Regions from separate parts of the Mus musculus genome. Here region 1 is linked to region 2. The links are chromatin loops, found by intact Hi-C in ENCODE. Cell type or tissue: heart. All regions are shown on one strand.

Region 1 (8,000 bases), 540 kb after region 2:
TCAGAATGTGGAGGGAAGAGTCTCAGGCAGTCCTTCCTTCAGCTTCACTGGTAACGTTTACTGGGGCAGGGGACAGCAAAGGCTTTATTTCTAAGCCTACTCTTATCATTTTGGTTTGAATTGGGGCCTGTGGCCACCACGGATTCCACGTAAGGCATGAGGACTAATCCTTAAAAAGGCTTCTCCCTTAAACATGTATCATTTGGAGGCTGAAAGTACAGAGGCACAGGTGTGCTGAGCACATGTGAGGCCCGGAGTTCAATTTCCAGTGTGTGCACACACTCATACACACACATACACAAATGCTATAATTCTGCATCAGAAACCTCTACACGGTATTTTATTCATGCTAAAATATGGTGCACCAGTAAAGCCAGTACACATTTGTGGATATGCAAGCCTGGGTACAGTAAGCCCATTTTATATAAACACAGGACTGAACTGCATCCACCGACGTCATGAGTGAGAAGCCGGTGACTGTGGCTCAGACTCACACCTCAGAACTGCAGTTGGGTATATAGAGCTACTCTGCAGGCTTCATTTTAGATAAATGAACTCCCAGAAAGGCTAGCAATCGGTCCTTTCAGATTTCTTCTCTCTCTGCTAAACACAGATTCTAGAATTATAGACTTGGTTTTACATGTTTCAATAAACAGAGTTGCACTGATTTTTATCAGTATTTACCTTAACATGAAAACTTGCAGCTTTTGCAGCAACATTTTCTAAATTGGTCTACCTTGGAATGTCACCTATCTACAAACACTATGCCATTATAATTATGGGTGTAAAAAGAATGTATGTATGCGTGTATGTAACATTGGACTTTAACCAGATGTTTTCATCTTTTTTTTAACTGAACCAAAATTACTGCTATAAAAAATGTAGTTTTTAAAATTATGTATTTGAGGGGCTAGAGAGAGCTCAGTAGGTAAGAGAGCTTGCTGCTTAAACATGGGCACCTGAGTTCAGACGCCAGCAGCCACTTACATGTTAGGCACGCTAGTCTGTAACCTCAGTACTGTGGGAGTGAGGCTGCCAGTAGCTTCCCTATCCAGGTTCAGTAGAAGACCCTATCCCAGAAGAGGGAGGCCTGGAGTGATAGAACACTGTGATCATCTCCTCACCGGCCTCCACATGTGTGCAAATAATATGTGCACACCTGCACACAGCATACACACACACAAACACACATTTCTGTATTTGAAACAACATGTTAATGAGTACCTTTCTGTTAATCAAATATTGTAACTTATGCTTTATCTTCAGGAACCTTCCATTTAAAAAAAAGTAACCAGGACAATTTTCACAAACATGCTTATCTCATACAATAACAACAGTTAATTTCATATAATAACAACAGTTAATGCTCTCCTATCATGTTTGGTTCTGTAACCTGGAAATGTAGGATGGGTGCAACTGCTGTTGCACTTATCATAAGACCATGTATATAATATGCATCAGCCAAGGAACATTGCTGTCCTACTACACAAATGAACAGTATGGACACTATTGCTATTATTGTAACTTTTTTGAGCTAGACTCTTACTGTGTGTTGTTGGCTGAGCTGGAACTTGCCATGTAGACCAGGCTGGCCTACACTTACATCAGCCTAGCAAGTGCTAAATTCAAAGCATGTGCCACCACACCGGGCCCAATTGTTACTGTGTTCTGTTAGAGAAACATTCCACTACTGAGCGGTATACCCACAGCTCTATGCAGTCTTAAGACCAAGAGAGAGCCATTAGATTATTTTCTTTTAATTTATACAACTGCTACTGTGGTGTGTGTGTGTGTGTGTGTGTGTGTGTGAGAGAGAGAGAGAGAGAGAGAGAGAGAGAGAGAGAGATCGGCTTCTTACCCAACACTGAAAACTCAAGGATAAGCTGGCTTAGTGGGTAAAACAATTGCTGCATATGCATCAGGATTTGAGTTCAAATTCCCAGAAAGCATGAAAAGCAGGCCACATAGTTCATGCGCCTGTAGTCCCAGTACTACAGGGAGACGGAAGGTAGACACTGAAGAATCCCCAGAAGTTCAAGGGTCAGCCAGTCTGGCATATCAGGTGGAAAAGCAACAGGGACCCGCTTTAAACAAAGTTGATGGCATGGGCTGACACCTGAGTTTGTCCTCTGACCTCTATACAAATGTTATGGCACCAATGGCCCCATATAAAAACAAAACAAACAAAATTATCTCAAAGATGGATATGATCTGGTCTTTCTCTGCCCTGGCCTTGGAGGCAAATGATTATCAGTTGATGTCCTAACTCTAATCTAGGGGCCATAAAATTGCAAAGGAGATGCCCCAATTGCAGAAATCCAGAGTAGGAAATAAACTGTAGTAACCGAGAGAACACATTATAAGCAGATTGTCTGGGTCTAGTTCCTAGATTTACTACTTGCTGTGTGACATTAGGCATGTTACTTACCCACTCTGTATGTCAGTGCTCCCTACAAAATAGGTGTAGCTGCAACCTGAAGTTTGCTTGAGTGTTAGAGGCTTAGTACAACACATGGCGGATCCTCACTCTTGTGACCTAGTGTGTCAGGGACAAAATAAGACCAAACCAGGAAGCTTGGTACCGAAACAGGAGCTGCATTGAGTGGGGGTCATGACAAAGGGAGTGGAAAGATGAGGGAGAGACCTGCCTATGACTCCAGACAGGCTCACGTTAGGAAAGTTCTCGGAGACTTTGAGGAAGAGCCTCCAGTCTGCATTGCAGACAGACACCTCTGGTGTAGAAGGAAAAGTACAGAGAAGATGGGGTGGGAGACATACTTGCCTGCAATCCCAGGCCGCACTGTTGGCTGTTAGCCTGGGCAACATAAAGAAACTCCATCTCAAAAGGGGATGGAGAAAGGAGGGTCCCAATGAGAGATGAACCCTATTAAAGGGCAGGGGAAGAATTCGGGTTTACTCAGATGATGAACTCGGCGAGCTTAGACTAAGGGAGATGGGCAGTTCTGATATTTAGCTTATGTGATGAAAAAGCAGGGGAATGCAGGTTTAGGGATAAGATTTTGGCTTTGTAGAGCTTTGGGGGGGTCTGTGGGATGAGCAGAATTTGTGCTTAGGGCATGCCGCTGCCGAGCTTTAGATAAGATTTTGGACTCACTGGGATATGGGCAGGGTCTAGGAAAAAGGAATATATGAAGAGATTCAGGGATGGTTCTGGAAAGCCCACCACTGAAAAGCCAGAGTTAGCTAGCAAAGAAGAATGGTAAGTGAAGGGGAGACTATAAATAAATCAAGTCATGAAAAATTATGGGAATTCTAGGAGGACGTGTTCAAATTCAGGAGAGAAAGAGGTCAAGTGGAACTAAGAATCACCCCTTGGAGTTGGCACTTAGGAAAAAAAGAGCTTTAAGAAAACCTACAAGCTATTGTTGCAATAGTCTAATGAAGTGTAGCAAGAGACTGAGTCCTCTTCGTTAATATTTTAAGTTGCTAGGCTGAGTTCCTAGAGAATAACCACAAGTGTGATCTAGTTTCACCCTTGCTACTTGGTATTTTCTTAGGGCCTGGCGAGAAGATGCCACATCAGCGCACACACACGCACACGCGCGCGCGCGTACACACACACACTCGCATTGATGGTGTAAAGAATGAATGGGTGACAACAGGTCTGCAGTGCCAAAGATCTGCCTCTGCAGGGCTCTGGGAGCCCCCACCACGTGGCTAGTTCTAAGCAGTAGCAGGAAGCTCCGAGGAGGAGTGACAACAGTTGTTTTAACAGAAACTTTAAGATTGTTAGCTTCTAGGGGTGATCTGGTGGTATTTGCCGGTGGTAAAGGGAGACCCACGTTTGGTGATGAAGATGCGGATGACATATATAAACCTGGGCAATCTTGGACAGCTTTTTCTATGTGCCGTACCTTTGTTTTATTTCCTCTCTCTGCAGGGAGTACTGTATTTCCTTCTCCTTGCAGCACACACTTGTCTTCTGGCCCACAGCTCAGCAGGCAGGCTAGGTCAAGCTTGGCCCGTCCACCAGGCATGACAGTGGCTCTAGGCGCAATAGTCTCCCGGATTCTTCCAAAAACTTACCTGGGAACTCTGACGTGGAGCTATTAGGAGCGCACGGAGGACAGGACGCGGCCGTGACGAGGGCGCCCTGAGTGGGGGCGCAGGCAGGGCCCCGGCGCTTCGTCCTCACTGTGCCCGCGGCCGCCCGCCGCGCGGGTCTCAGCGTGTGTCCGCAGCCCGGGCTGCCGGGTCGCCCGGCCGCTCGTGCCACGGATGCCGGCAGGCCAGGCCGCCCACCCCGGGGCCCGCGCCCTCCGCCTCCCGCGGCCCGGCCGCTCCGCGGGCCGCCGCACTGCGCATGAGCGGGAGCCCGGCGAGCCCGTGAGAGGCGCCGCCGCCGCCGCCGCCGTCCATTCGCTGCGGAGCCGGAGGAGGAGGGGAGAGGTCCGGAGGACACCAACATGGTGAGGAACCGCGGCGCCGTGCCGCCCGGCCCGGGCCCCCGGCCCCGCCGCGCTCCGCTACCGCTGCTCAGCCGGCGCCCAGCTCGGCCCGTCCCTCCCCGGCGCCGCCGCTACGCGAGGGCCCGGCAGCGGAGCGCGGCGGGGCCTAGTCGCCGGAGCGGGGCCGGGCGCGGAGGCGTTGGGGGACGGCCCGCGCCCCATTGTGCGGCCAGGCGGCGCCTGGGCAGCGGGCCTGGCGCTGCCTGGTCCCGGCCGGGCCCCTCGGTGCTGGCGGCCCTGGCGAGCCGGCGTCGGCCTTGCTGGTCCGCGCTGGCGCCAGGCGCCAGGCGCCCGGGAGTTGGGGCGGCTCGGCTGAGGCTCGGTCCCTGCGAGGGGACTGGGAGGCTCCGGGCTGCGGACGGAAGTGCAGCCGGGGGACCCGAGACCTGCTGCCTTCCGAGCGCCTGCTCTATGTGCTTGGGGTGGGAGGAGTAATTGCTTTATTATAGCAGTTAGGGACCATTTGTGATTCTTAAGAAACAGTTTGTCAAGTTGCTCCTCTCCTGGTTTTTGTTTGGGTGAGAAAAAGTCACGGAAGCTGGAAGACGCTGTGGTGAGCTGAGTCCTTTGTCATTAAGTACCTGGCGCTGCTGGTCACTGCTTTTCAGTTTGGAAGTATACAGTCACACCTTGTTGAAGTTCCCGGCTGGCTGCTGGGAGAAGAGTAAAAGTGATGAGGTCCTTCGCTCCGGAGAGCTGAAAGGCTTCTTTGGGGAGGGTGTATGCCCAGTCTTGAGTCGTGGGGGGTTGATTTTCGCTCAGTGACACTTATATGGCCCCAGCCTTGGTGTCATGTGTTGATTATGTGTTTAGGTCCCAACAGAGTCAAGATTTCTCTTCTGTGCTTACGTTCGTAAAACTTTATATTTGTAAGGAAGTTCCGGTTAGTGTTTGGATTGAGAGTACAGTAAAAGTTCAGAGACCCAAGAGAGAGTTTGCAGGTTCTCCTTTAATTATTTGAACAGGCCTTGGATATTACTCCTGAACCCCCAAGAGTTTCCACTCTCTTACTGGGGTGCTTTCAGCAGGCTAAAATAATAGAGTGCGCGTCTCTGATGGACATTCATCACGAGTATGTATGCAGTTTCCCACAGTCCACATCAGACACCTGCCCTCGAACCCAGTGCCTGCCAGTGCTCATTAGGAATATAGGATTCATGCCGTTTCAGTGAGAGCTAGGGTTAGGACTTGTAGCCTTCTGTTCCTTTGGTTAATATTAAATCAGCTCATTTTGGAGCTTAGCCATACGTCATGCAATCGTACTGGTTGTGGTTCCTGGTTGTTAAGATGTCCTTAACTTAAGGCACTTTCTATGCCTTTACTCATTTTCTGTCACATGTACAGTCTAGGTATGATCTTGTTAGTTTAGAAAGTCAATATGGGTCCATAAGAATCTTATAGTAAAAATATTTCATTATAAATTTATAGTTGTTTTCCTAGACGTTATAAAATGGTTTGGTAAGACTGTTAGGAGTTTTGTTTTTGGTATGTGTACCACAACTAATTTCTACAACACAAATTATTGTCCGTTTTAGGAAAGACATAATAATAGATTATCTCACTTATTTTTATAAGGGGGAGGGAAAAAAACCCCACAAGCTACCTACCTCTCATACTCACACAGAGACCAAAAATAGCCCAGGGCTGGGATCAAACCTAGGCAGGGTTTCATGCTTGATAGGCAAGTGTATTTTAAGAAGTATTCAAAACATCTGAGTTTTTCCCCCTTATTTATTAGATGTCAGGACAGGGTTTGTTAACTTCTAAAGTTCTACCATGTTTAATAATTTTATGATTCCAATGATTTTTTTAAATGTGTAAGATATATGCAGATGCTGTAATTTATTAGATTTTTATAAATTACATAAGCCTTTAGACCTACAGTGTCTTAGATCACTTGATATGTTTCCTCCCCCTTTACAGAAGTAGACATTGAGGCTCCAGAAGGTTTGGAGGTTCAGGTTTATAAGATGGTTCAAAAATATAACTATTTTCTCCCAGTCTATCCTTTCTTGGTATTTGTGGTACATATAAATAAGTCTTTAAAAATCTCGTGAACTTTAGAAGAATGGTTGAAAATTGAATTAAAGATTAAATTATAATAAAAAGGAAAATAACTAGTATAGTAACTACGTTAAGTAGCAGAATTAAAAATAATGGGTTGCTAATTACTGCCTTAATGAATTTAAAATGTGTAGACTTTGAAATGTATACTTATATTTTCTGCAAATAGCAGGCCCTAAAATGCAATGTGTAAATCTGTCCTGGGTTGTCTTTTAGGATTTGTTGCGTATCCTCCGTATATCCACAAGTAAAGTTAAAAGAAGGTCTGATTGCTTTTACTATTCATTAGGTATCTGCCATGTATCTCACACTGTGAGATATATCTGTATGGATCAGACAGAAACCTGGAAAAGTCAGACAGAAATCTAGGAAAGTCAAAAAATAAACATTGTATATATTTCTTTCCCTACAGTTGGGTGTTACATGTTATGGGGGCGAGACAGTATCAAGGGAAGGGGATGATCACGGGAGTACTAGGGCCAGGTGGTGGAAGTGTGGATACAAAATAACAAAATCGTGTTTGCAGGACTGATAGATAACACCTGAGCAAATCGGGAGTCGAAGAAGACGGAAAGAGCTTTTGTGAGGCTGGTAGCCAGAGAGCAGTGTGTGGCATGAGTTGAAGAGGTCACTAGAGTAAAGACGGGAAGTAATAGGTTGTGCTTTGCCTGGTGAACATTGGAAAGATACCAGAGTTTTTCAGAGACAGGAAGCACTGCGTGGTAAACTCTGAGCGGTATGGCAGCTTTTCTTTGTCTCAGGTATCCTGTTACAATATGATAGTCATTTTAAGGCAGTCTTTTACTTACAAGACTCTCATTAAAGTTTGGGTATTTTTAATGTGGGCTATGTATACAGAGTTTTGAATTCTGTTTCACAATATAATGGTAACACACCATTTCCCTCTAGCTGTTCTAGGGGTAATTAAAAAACCATTTTCTTAAATTGTTGGATGTTTTGGTGATTTGGTACATCAGTGACTGTGTGCAGAAAACTTGGCTTTTAAGGAGAGAAGAAATTGAGATTGTGAGAACATAGTGCCTGCTAGTCTGACAGCTGATAACGATGTATCCTACTCCCACTGTGGAGTAGGCAGCATCACCACCTCCTGTCAGCAGAGCTGCAAATGTCTTGGTGGTTCTTAGCGATGTGAGCAAGGAGAAGAGCTGGGATAGGAAAGAAAAGAGACTACACACAGGGTCCTTAACTCCATACTTGATTCCTCCTCTAGTTCTCACCCCCCCCCCCCCCCGTTTTACAAAAAGCAAGCAATATTTCACTACTGATATGGAATCTCTGGCTAGTCTGACTCTAGTTTCTTACATTGAATACAACCTAGTTGCTTCTATTTTAAATCAAATGTCCTGATATAAATATTAAATATGTAATTGAAAACTAAAGCTTTTGGTATATGGTGAAAAACATTGTAAATAAACTGAGTGTGGGTTGTTTTTTCTTTTTAAGTTG
Region 2 (8,000 bases):
TTGTTCAAAATTGTTGGATGAGGGGGGCTAGGAAATTGGCTCAGCACTCGCTGCTTCTGCGGAGGATCTGGCTTGATTCCCAGCACCCATAAGGTGACCCAACCATCTGTAACTCTAGTTCCTGGGGGATCTGACATCCTCTTCTAACCTCCTTTGGCACCCGACATGCACATGGTATATATACATGATACATGGAATCAACATGCTTATGTCCATAAAGTAAATCTCCTTTTTTTTTTCCTTTTAAATCTATTTTTTTCTTTTTCAACCCAGGACTCACAATGGGTGTCTGAAATGAAGATAGTCTTATGGGACTAAACCCATAGTCTATCAGGTAGATCTTTTCCCCAGGTAGAGTCAAAATTCAATTGGAGTTTATACAATTAGTATCTGAGGAGTTGGAGAATTGCTTATTGTGAATGGAACACCCTTCCCCCCACCCCAAATTAACTAGTATATGAAATCGTTCCCCCTTTTGTAAAACTTTGAAAAACAAGACCAATGAAATACATACGTCACATACATACACAGAGACTGATAAGAAATTGCTCATGTGGCTGGAGAAGCAAAGGGTTGTACCATCTGCCATGCGTATGCAGGAGGTCGGGAGGCTGGTGGGAGAGCACAGAGGAGAATCATGAGTAAATCCTAATTCCAGTCTGAAAGCCTGAACCTGAAGCACAATGGGAGGAAGACTACCATCCAGCAGTATGGCAGAAACGAACCAGTTCCTCCTGGCCTTTTGTTCTATTTAAGCCCTTAGCAAAGGGGGTTAGGCCTACCAGGGAGGTGTCTGTTTTACAGAGTTTACCAATCCAATGCTAGGCTATTTCAGAAATGCCTTCATAGACATAACATAGAGGCGACATCTAGCCAGACATCTGGGTACCCTGTAGCCCAGCTAAGCTGACACATAGACCTTCCTACTGCCATGCGGAGCTTTCCCTGACTGATTCCCTCACTACCCAGTAGCTTGCTTAACCTGCCAGGCTGCGTGCTAGCTAGACAGATTCGGTGTACCTTTCCTCCCACCCCCTGTGCTCTCAGTGTCAAAGGCAAGGCATAAAATACATTCATGGATGAATGAACAGAGTGAAAGATGCAAATGTTAGCAGGACTGGAGGCTGGAATGAGGTGGAGTGTGTGGGGCGATGGTGTGTTGGTAGCCGGTAGCTAGGCTCACAGCTCCGGAGCTGTGAATGGATTTAGAGAGATGTATTTTCATTTTTGAGTGGGATGGGTAGGGATTGAATCATCAGCATGAGAAATGAGGGCTGGGTTCGGTGGCCACAGTTTTTGGAAGGAGAAAGAGGCACGAGGAATTGAAGTCAATCATTCTGTTATTTCAAGAATTGAAGAAGGCAGCTCCTGTAATTCCAGCCAATACCCCAAACAAGGGAAAAATCAAATCACCATCCAAGGTTGCATACTAATATGATCATAAGACACAGTTTTAATCACGAATGGCCTTCTACAGATTCAGACACTGTCTGAGAATACATCCATTCGTCTAGGAAAGTTCTCTCAAAGTTTATTTTGATATCACTTAATAATTCTGAATACTAGGAATTTGTGGTAAGTTGTAACCTTTGTTGAAAGGCAATAAACCCATTTTACACTGCATTCATGCTCTGATGTATTCATATGCTTTAAATATGAAATGTCTCCCATAGGCTTCTATGTTTAATAGTTCTCAGCTGGTGGTGCCATTTTGGGGAGATTATAGAAATTTGAAGATTACATCTGGTCTCCTTCCCCATTCTGCCCTGTCCATCATGAGGCGAAGAAGTTCTTTCACCACATACTCCTGCCGACATGATAGTCTGTCCAGGAGTGTGGGCCAAGCAACCATGGAGCAGAGTCCCTAAAGCTGTGAGCCATTAGGTCATTTTGTTCACAGCCACACTAGTGTGAACTCCTCAAAGGCCTGTACTGTGGGAGGGGCTCAAGGTCCAGCAGCAAATGAGACACAGGATATCTGTCCTTTCCTAAGTGTATTTTGAAGATCCTCTCATTGCTTATTTATTTGTTTGTTTGTTTATTGCAGCACTGTGGACCAAATCCAGGGTCGTGTGCACAGTAGGAAAGCACTGGACCCCAGAGCTACATCCCCTTCCTAACTTTACTTTGGATTTTAAGTCAGAATCCCACTAAGTTCCCCAGGCTGGCTTTGAACTCCCTCTGTAGACCAGACTGACTTTGACTTTTTCATTTCCCTGACTTAGATTCCTAAGCAGCTACATCAATAGGCCTACACCCTTAGGCCTGGCTAGCCCTTTAAAGACCAAAGCATTCTTTCTGAAAGAGTCCTATGACATATTGTAATTATTTATCCAAGATCCACAGTCTAGTCTCCTGTTGGGAAGTTGATTAGCTTTTTTATTTTTTGTTAAATACAAATGTTTTGAATAAAAATAATGGAAGGGCATCTAATGTTATGAATCTCCAGAGTCTCTGCTTTTAAGTTCTTGGACAACACATCCACAGGCTGTTAGCATAGTGGCTCCAGACACCGTTCTGAAGATGTCATCTGGTGAATCACTCCCAGACTGATATGCTGAAAACCCAGCTTCCAAGATCATAGGATTGCTTTTAAGAAGCGTTAAATTATGGACATTCCACTTTGTGATTGGGAGTAATGCCCTGATAAAGGAGGCTTCAGAGGCCAGTGAGCATCTTGTGCCATGTGATGCTTCAGTGAGATGAGGTTCTCTGAGGAAGCCGACCCTCACCAGACCCTGAATGTGCAGAGCCTTGATCTTGAATTTTCCAGCTTCCAAACAGCTGAGAAATAAAATTCTATTGCTTGTAAGAAACCAAGTTACAGCATCTCGTGCTTTCTTTCACAGTGTGCCCTCTCCTCAGTGCTACGCTATATTTAGAATATTAAGGTAGGCCATTTTATGAATGTCTCCTAGGTGCTCAGAACACTCAATAGCATTCAGTCAGGCTTCCTTCCCTCTAGTAGGAAAGGCTTCTGAAAAGCCTTCTTGGGAAATAGTGTTCCTCTGCCCTCTCATGCATGAGCTCTGCCTTTCAACACGGAAAGTCAGCTTGCTCCTCCAGACTGGGGTCCAGGTGAATAAGCTAATTGTAATAGGATGTAAAGGCAACATTTGCTGGGGAAGATCAAAGGTCTGGGTCTAATAATTTATGTTACTCCTTGGCTGCAGGGCGGATCACTAGTCACTGCCAGCCGTAAGGCAGTTTTCCACAGCACTGTTAAACAGGCTTCTGCGGTCTTAACTCCAGAGAAGGAGGACACGGAGTTGAGTAGATGTAAGAAAAAAAAATACTTAGGTCAAAGACTGAAGGAGATGCTAGTAGAAAGAAAGTAGATAAGTGTGAGCGACTGAGAGATAGGTGGGCCTTAAAGGAATGCGGGGGCGAGGAGGCAGGGAAATGGTTGCATCGAAGTCATAACCGTACTTGAAGGGTCAAGTGAGAGGATCCCTTAGTGTAGGCAAACAAAACAAAACAAAACAAAAACCAAAGTAGTCTAGAAATTACAATTCCCTGGGAGAGGTGCTGGAATGTCTAAGGCTGTGGGAGCGGCTAGGTCCCCAGAGAAGGGGGCGCATGAACAGGAAAAGCAATAGGACAAGGGTACACAAGGGAAAATGGCAGGCTTCCCCTCCTCAGCGGCAGTTTTGTCTGCTTTTCCAGAAAACCATCAGTCTACCTATCAGGGCCAGACTCAGCATGTGGCAAGGCTCCCCCAACCCCCACCCTCGGTTAGCTTCTTCTTGCTCAAAAACCTGATTTTGATCCTTCTAGAACATCCGCGATCCTTTTGCAGCGTCTTTAGGCCTGGGGGCGGGCGGGGGGGGGGCGGGGAAGCTCCATCTTAGTCACCTTGCACCTGGGGTCTTTGAAGTTACAGGCTGAGTTTGGAAGTGAAACCATTTCCGCTCTGAGGCTTTGACACTGCCAGGTACAGCTCTTAAAAGAGCTGCCCATCAGCTACACGGACATCCAGAGGCAAACACTAGCACGAAACACTTGGAAAGCAGTCTGGAAAAGGTCCTCACTGTCCCATGCTTAGAGTGCGGTGCAAGACGCTGTGAGGTGCCGCTGTGACAGTCCCTAACTCTCTAGACACACCCAGACCCCTGGGCCTGCAGCGCCTCCAGCGTAGCGAAGAGTGAGCGAAAAGCCCCACGCAGGCGCAGGAGCATAGAGGCTAGGACGTGGCAGGGCGTGTCCTGATGGGGGCGCGGCCCGGGCTGGGACCTAATTAGGGAGGTGGCCATGGTAGGGGGGTGGCCTTGTCTGAGGAAAGTACCGTATCCAGGGATGTGGCAGCTGCCTGGGACAAGGCGGGGCTTATAGTGCAGCGTCTCTGGGGGCGGGACCCTGGTGGGTGTGTGATCTTGGCAGGGGCGTGGCGTGGCGGGGCCAGGTCGGGCTAGGCTGGGCTGCCCAGGGCGTTTCCGTTGCACGGAGTTGTGAAGAGTACTGCCTTGTCCTTTGGCGTGTGCATCGGTCCTGCTCTCACCCGCAGCCTGCGCTCTACTGCCTGGTAAGTGGCCGTAGTCCCGGGAGCGACTCCTCCACCAAGGGCTCAGGGCCCTTTTGGGGTCAGGGGACCAGAGCTCCAGTGACCCTGTCTCTCTTTTCCCCTCTCCCTGCAGCTCCAGTCCACTCCTGACCGACAGCATCATGGTAAGCCGTGTGACCGCGACCAGGGCGATCGGGACCCTCTCTGAAGGCAGCTGCCTTCGCAGTCTCTTGGTTTTCGCCTTTCCCATCTGTGTCCCGCTCTGTGTCCTCTCTGTGACCTCTTGGGTGTCCCCCTCCGTGTGCGCTCTCCTGTTTTCTCCCTCGCCCCGGAGTGTCCGGAACCAGCCGGTGTTTCTCCCCGGTGCATGTGAATCAGGCCGCCCCAAATCCAGAGTTGCCAAAATTAGATCCGGAGCAGGAACAGTTCTCTTGGTCATGTGAGGAGAACGCCCTTTGGCTTCCCCTATTTTTTTATTTTTCCCGCAGTTTCCTGTGTTTGAATACTGGGTGTGCGTGGGCAATCTCCATGGTGCTTCAGGGGAGCTTTTTCCAGCGCAAGGCGCAACTTATTTAACAGGAACCGACTGTGCCTTTTCTTTCTCTTTTTCTGCTAAAGGCAGTGAACCAAAAAGCTGGGTTTCCAAAGTAATGAACTGGCAAAACGAGTTCTGAATTGAATTTGCCTTGGGATTCTTTCAGAAGTTGACTTCCGAATAGGTTTTTGTTGTTGTCATTGTTTTAGGAGATCTCTTAGTATTTTTCAAGACTGTAGCAAAGAAAAGTTGATTTTTGTTTTGTTTTGTTTTGTTTTCCAAGCTAGGGTTCCTCTGTGTTGCCTTGGCTGGCCTCGAACTCACAGACTGCCTCTGCTGAGGGCTAGAACTAAAAGCCTTCACCACCACCGCCCAGCGTATGTAGTAATTTTTCAAAGCTGGTCATGTGAAGAAGTTATCATACCTAAAATATTCCGCCCTGAGGCAAAGTGGTTATACCTGGAATCCCACATCTTGGGAGGTAGAGGCAGGAGGATCAGGAGTGAAAGATCATCTTTGGTCATCAAGGGCCTTGGCTTTAACAGGCGGCCTCAACAAACAAAACAACAAAGCTTTCATCCTGAATGAAACTAATTTAATCTTGCCAATGTGACTGACCTGTTCAGAGTCTGGACAATCTTTTAAATAAGTGTTTCAGCCTACTCAGTGTGCCTGAAAACACACACACACACACACACACACACACACACACACACACACTCACACACTCGATCTCTCTCTTCCTCTCCCTCCCTCCCTCCCTCCCTCCCTCCCTCCCTCCCTCCCTCCCTTCCTCCCTCTCTCCCCTTCCCCCTTCTTCCTTCCTTCCCTCCCTTCCCTCCCTCCTTCTCTCCTTCTCCCCCTTCTTCCCTCCCTCCCTCCCCCCCTCCCTCCCTCCTTCCCTCCTTTCCTTCCTCCCTCCTTCCCTCCTTCCCTCCCTCCTTCCCTTTCTCACCAGTTAACTAGCTTGCTTGCTTTAGTACCATTGGATAAGATTTCATGACTCTTCCCAAGAGGCTGTGGAGGGATTAAGATGATTTGGTAACGCTATTGAGTTTATACAGTGTACAGTGTTGCCATTCTCTGGGTTTGCACATGAATAGATAGTTTGCTCATATTACCTCAAGGGGACCTTGGATTTAGGTTCTTCAGCAATAAAGTGCATTTTTTTTTTTTTTTTGTGGGATTAGCTTTACTCCTCTGAGGAGTTTATTTTCATATGTTGGTGTGGTGATAGACATGGTGATTATCAAGCCTCATAGAACAACCCCTCCATCCTTGCCTATTTGGCTTACTCTTAAATAGCTTGTAAATTTCCCAGGGATGTCTCCAGTGTTTTGGTTTTGACAAGGTCCTGATGTGCAGCCCAGGTTGGTTTGGAAGGGTAGGCTTCCTCTTTCTGTGAGACCCCCTTGCCTCAGCCTCCCAAGCCCGGAAATGACAACCGTGCCACCGCAACCGTGCCACCGCAGCCAGCTTGCAGCTTCTCAATCAACTATTTTTCACTATATCCACTCTTTATAGGTAGTATTGGAAACACTGTAGCACGCTGAGCTTTTCAGTGGCTTTGTCAGTAATCTTTGGAAAGCACATAAGTAAACCACTTCCTTAAAATATCTCAGATTAGGGTAGTGTTTTGTATCTTGCATTTGGTGATACAGTATGCCCACCCACATTTTATAAGTGCTGTCCCTCCCTCTCCCTAGTGGTTTTGAGGACCAGATCTCAAAGAGTTCAGCCTGGCCTTGAACTCAATATGTAGCTGAGGATGACTTTGAACTTTGACCCTCCTGCCTTGACTTCCCAAGTGCTGGGCTTACTGGTGTGCACCCCCATGTCTGTCTATAGCTGCATTCTGCTGTCCTCTGGATTCTGATGTCGTCTAGGAAAACTGGAGCTTTATGTTAGGTTTCACAGAGTTTCTTTTGTTGGAAGAACTTTTGTTGACCCAAAGGATAGGAACCAGAGACTTGCATTCCATGACATCTGGAGAGGATGGTATTAGATTTCTACCTCAGAGGTGTGTGCTTCAGCAACTAAAAATGCATTGTTTAAATATTAATGTCTCTTGCTTATTGAAATAGTTTTCCACTACAACAATTCTTCATATTTATGAACTTTGACTATGTACCTATATTAATAATTTACTTTTACTTATGTTGGGACTGCACCATTTATAAAAGTACAAAAACACAGAGGCAGGTGTTTAGGCAGAATATGAGTATGACCATCTTGCTAAGAATTTAAATAGAAAGAATTGGTTGAGCTAGGTAGTGGTATACTCCTTTAATCCCAGCACTCAGGAGGTAGGGGCAGGTGGATTTCTGTGAATTTGAGGCCAGCCTGGTCTACTGAGCAAGTTCCAGGACAGCCAGGGATACACCACAGAGAAACCATGTCTTGAAAAAAAGTTGTCTGTATCTCATAGACAAATGAACCATTTCATAAATTTTAATTCTGTTCAAAGATTTCATTTTCAGGTAATCAAATTTTAAGAATTTAATTTTGGGCGATCTGAATTTAATTTTACTAGTTTTGTTGTTCTTTTTTTTTTTTTTTTCTTTTGGGGGTAGTTGCTTTTCGAGAGGGTTTCTCTGTGTAGCCTTGGCTGTCCTGACCAGGCTGGCCTCAGACTCATAGAGATCCACCTGCTTCTGCCTCCCAAATGCTGGGGTGAAGGGTGTGCACCATCACTACTCAGCTGGTTTTGCTGTTCTTAAAGAGTTAATATGTTCACTAGAGTAGGAATGTCATGAACACAAAAACTGGGCTGTATAAATGTTCAGTAGAAACTCCAAGAGTACCAGTTACCTCTGTGATGTGTATTTAAACTGTTTAAGAGTTGGTTGGAAGATTTGGGAGTTGGTTTAGAATTGTGGACTCATAGCAGTAATTTACCAAGGCCCCTTGCAGAGCTGGCAGGATCAGAGTAAACACGTTCATTTTCTCTGAGCTCATTACAAA

Evidence for each region. A loop is a pair of places that touch in the nucleus more often than their neighbours do. Peaks named below come from ENCODE experiments on the same cell type or tissue, not always from the same donor. Only the 100,000 strongest peaks of a DNase experiment are listed, where the experiment ranks them.
Region 1: a loop joins it to region 2, with 2.4 times the contacts of the local background. A loop is called at or near these places in 2 of 42 quality-filtered maps.

What each region holds. Positions count from the first base shown.
Region 1 is chr3:35,929,215-35,937,214 of GRCm38, reverse strand. It overlaps Dcun1d1 (DCN1, defective in cullin neddylation 1, domain containing 1 (S. cerevisiae)), which reads left to right and starts at 4,249. Exons shown (of 7, transcript NM_001205361.1): 1 at 4,249-4,430. The coding sequence starts at 4,428. Gm15952 (a long non-coding RNA gene) reads right to left here and starts at 4,137. Exons shown (of 4, transcript XR_880768.3): 1 at 4,048-4,137. In heart, no CTCF peak of the experiment used is centred here; DNase peaks (open chromatin) are centred at 4,374, 4,824 and 5,114; H3K4me3 peaks cover 3,322 bases; H3K27ac peaks cover 2,725 bases.
Region 2 is chr3:36,472,095-36,480,094 of GRCm38, reverse strand. Anxa5 (annexin A5) reads left to right here and starts at 4,208. Exons shown (of 13, transcript NM_009673.2): 1 at 4,208-4,522; 2 at 4,635-4,665. The coding sequence starts at 4,663. 1810062G17Rik (RIKEN cDNA 1810062G17 gene) reads right to left here and starts at 4,158. Exons shown (of 3, transcript NM_028183.1): 1 at 3,856-4,158; 2 at 528-611. The coding sequence starts at 3,960. Mir7009 (microRNA 7009) reads left to right here and starts at 4,571; the gene lies at 4,571-4,634. In heart, a CTCF peak has its summit at 4,143; DNase peaks (open chromatin) are centred at 3,684, 4,264 and 4,884; H3K4me3 peaks cover 2,528 bases; H3K27ac peaks cover 2,707 bases.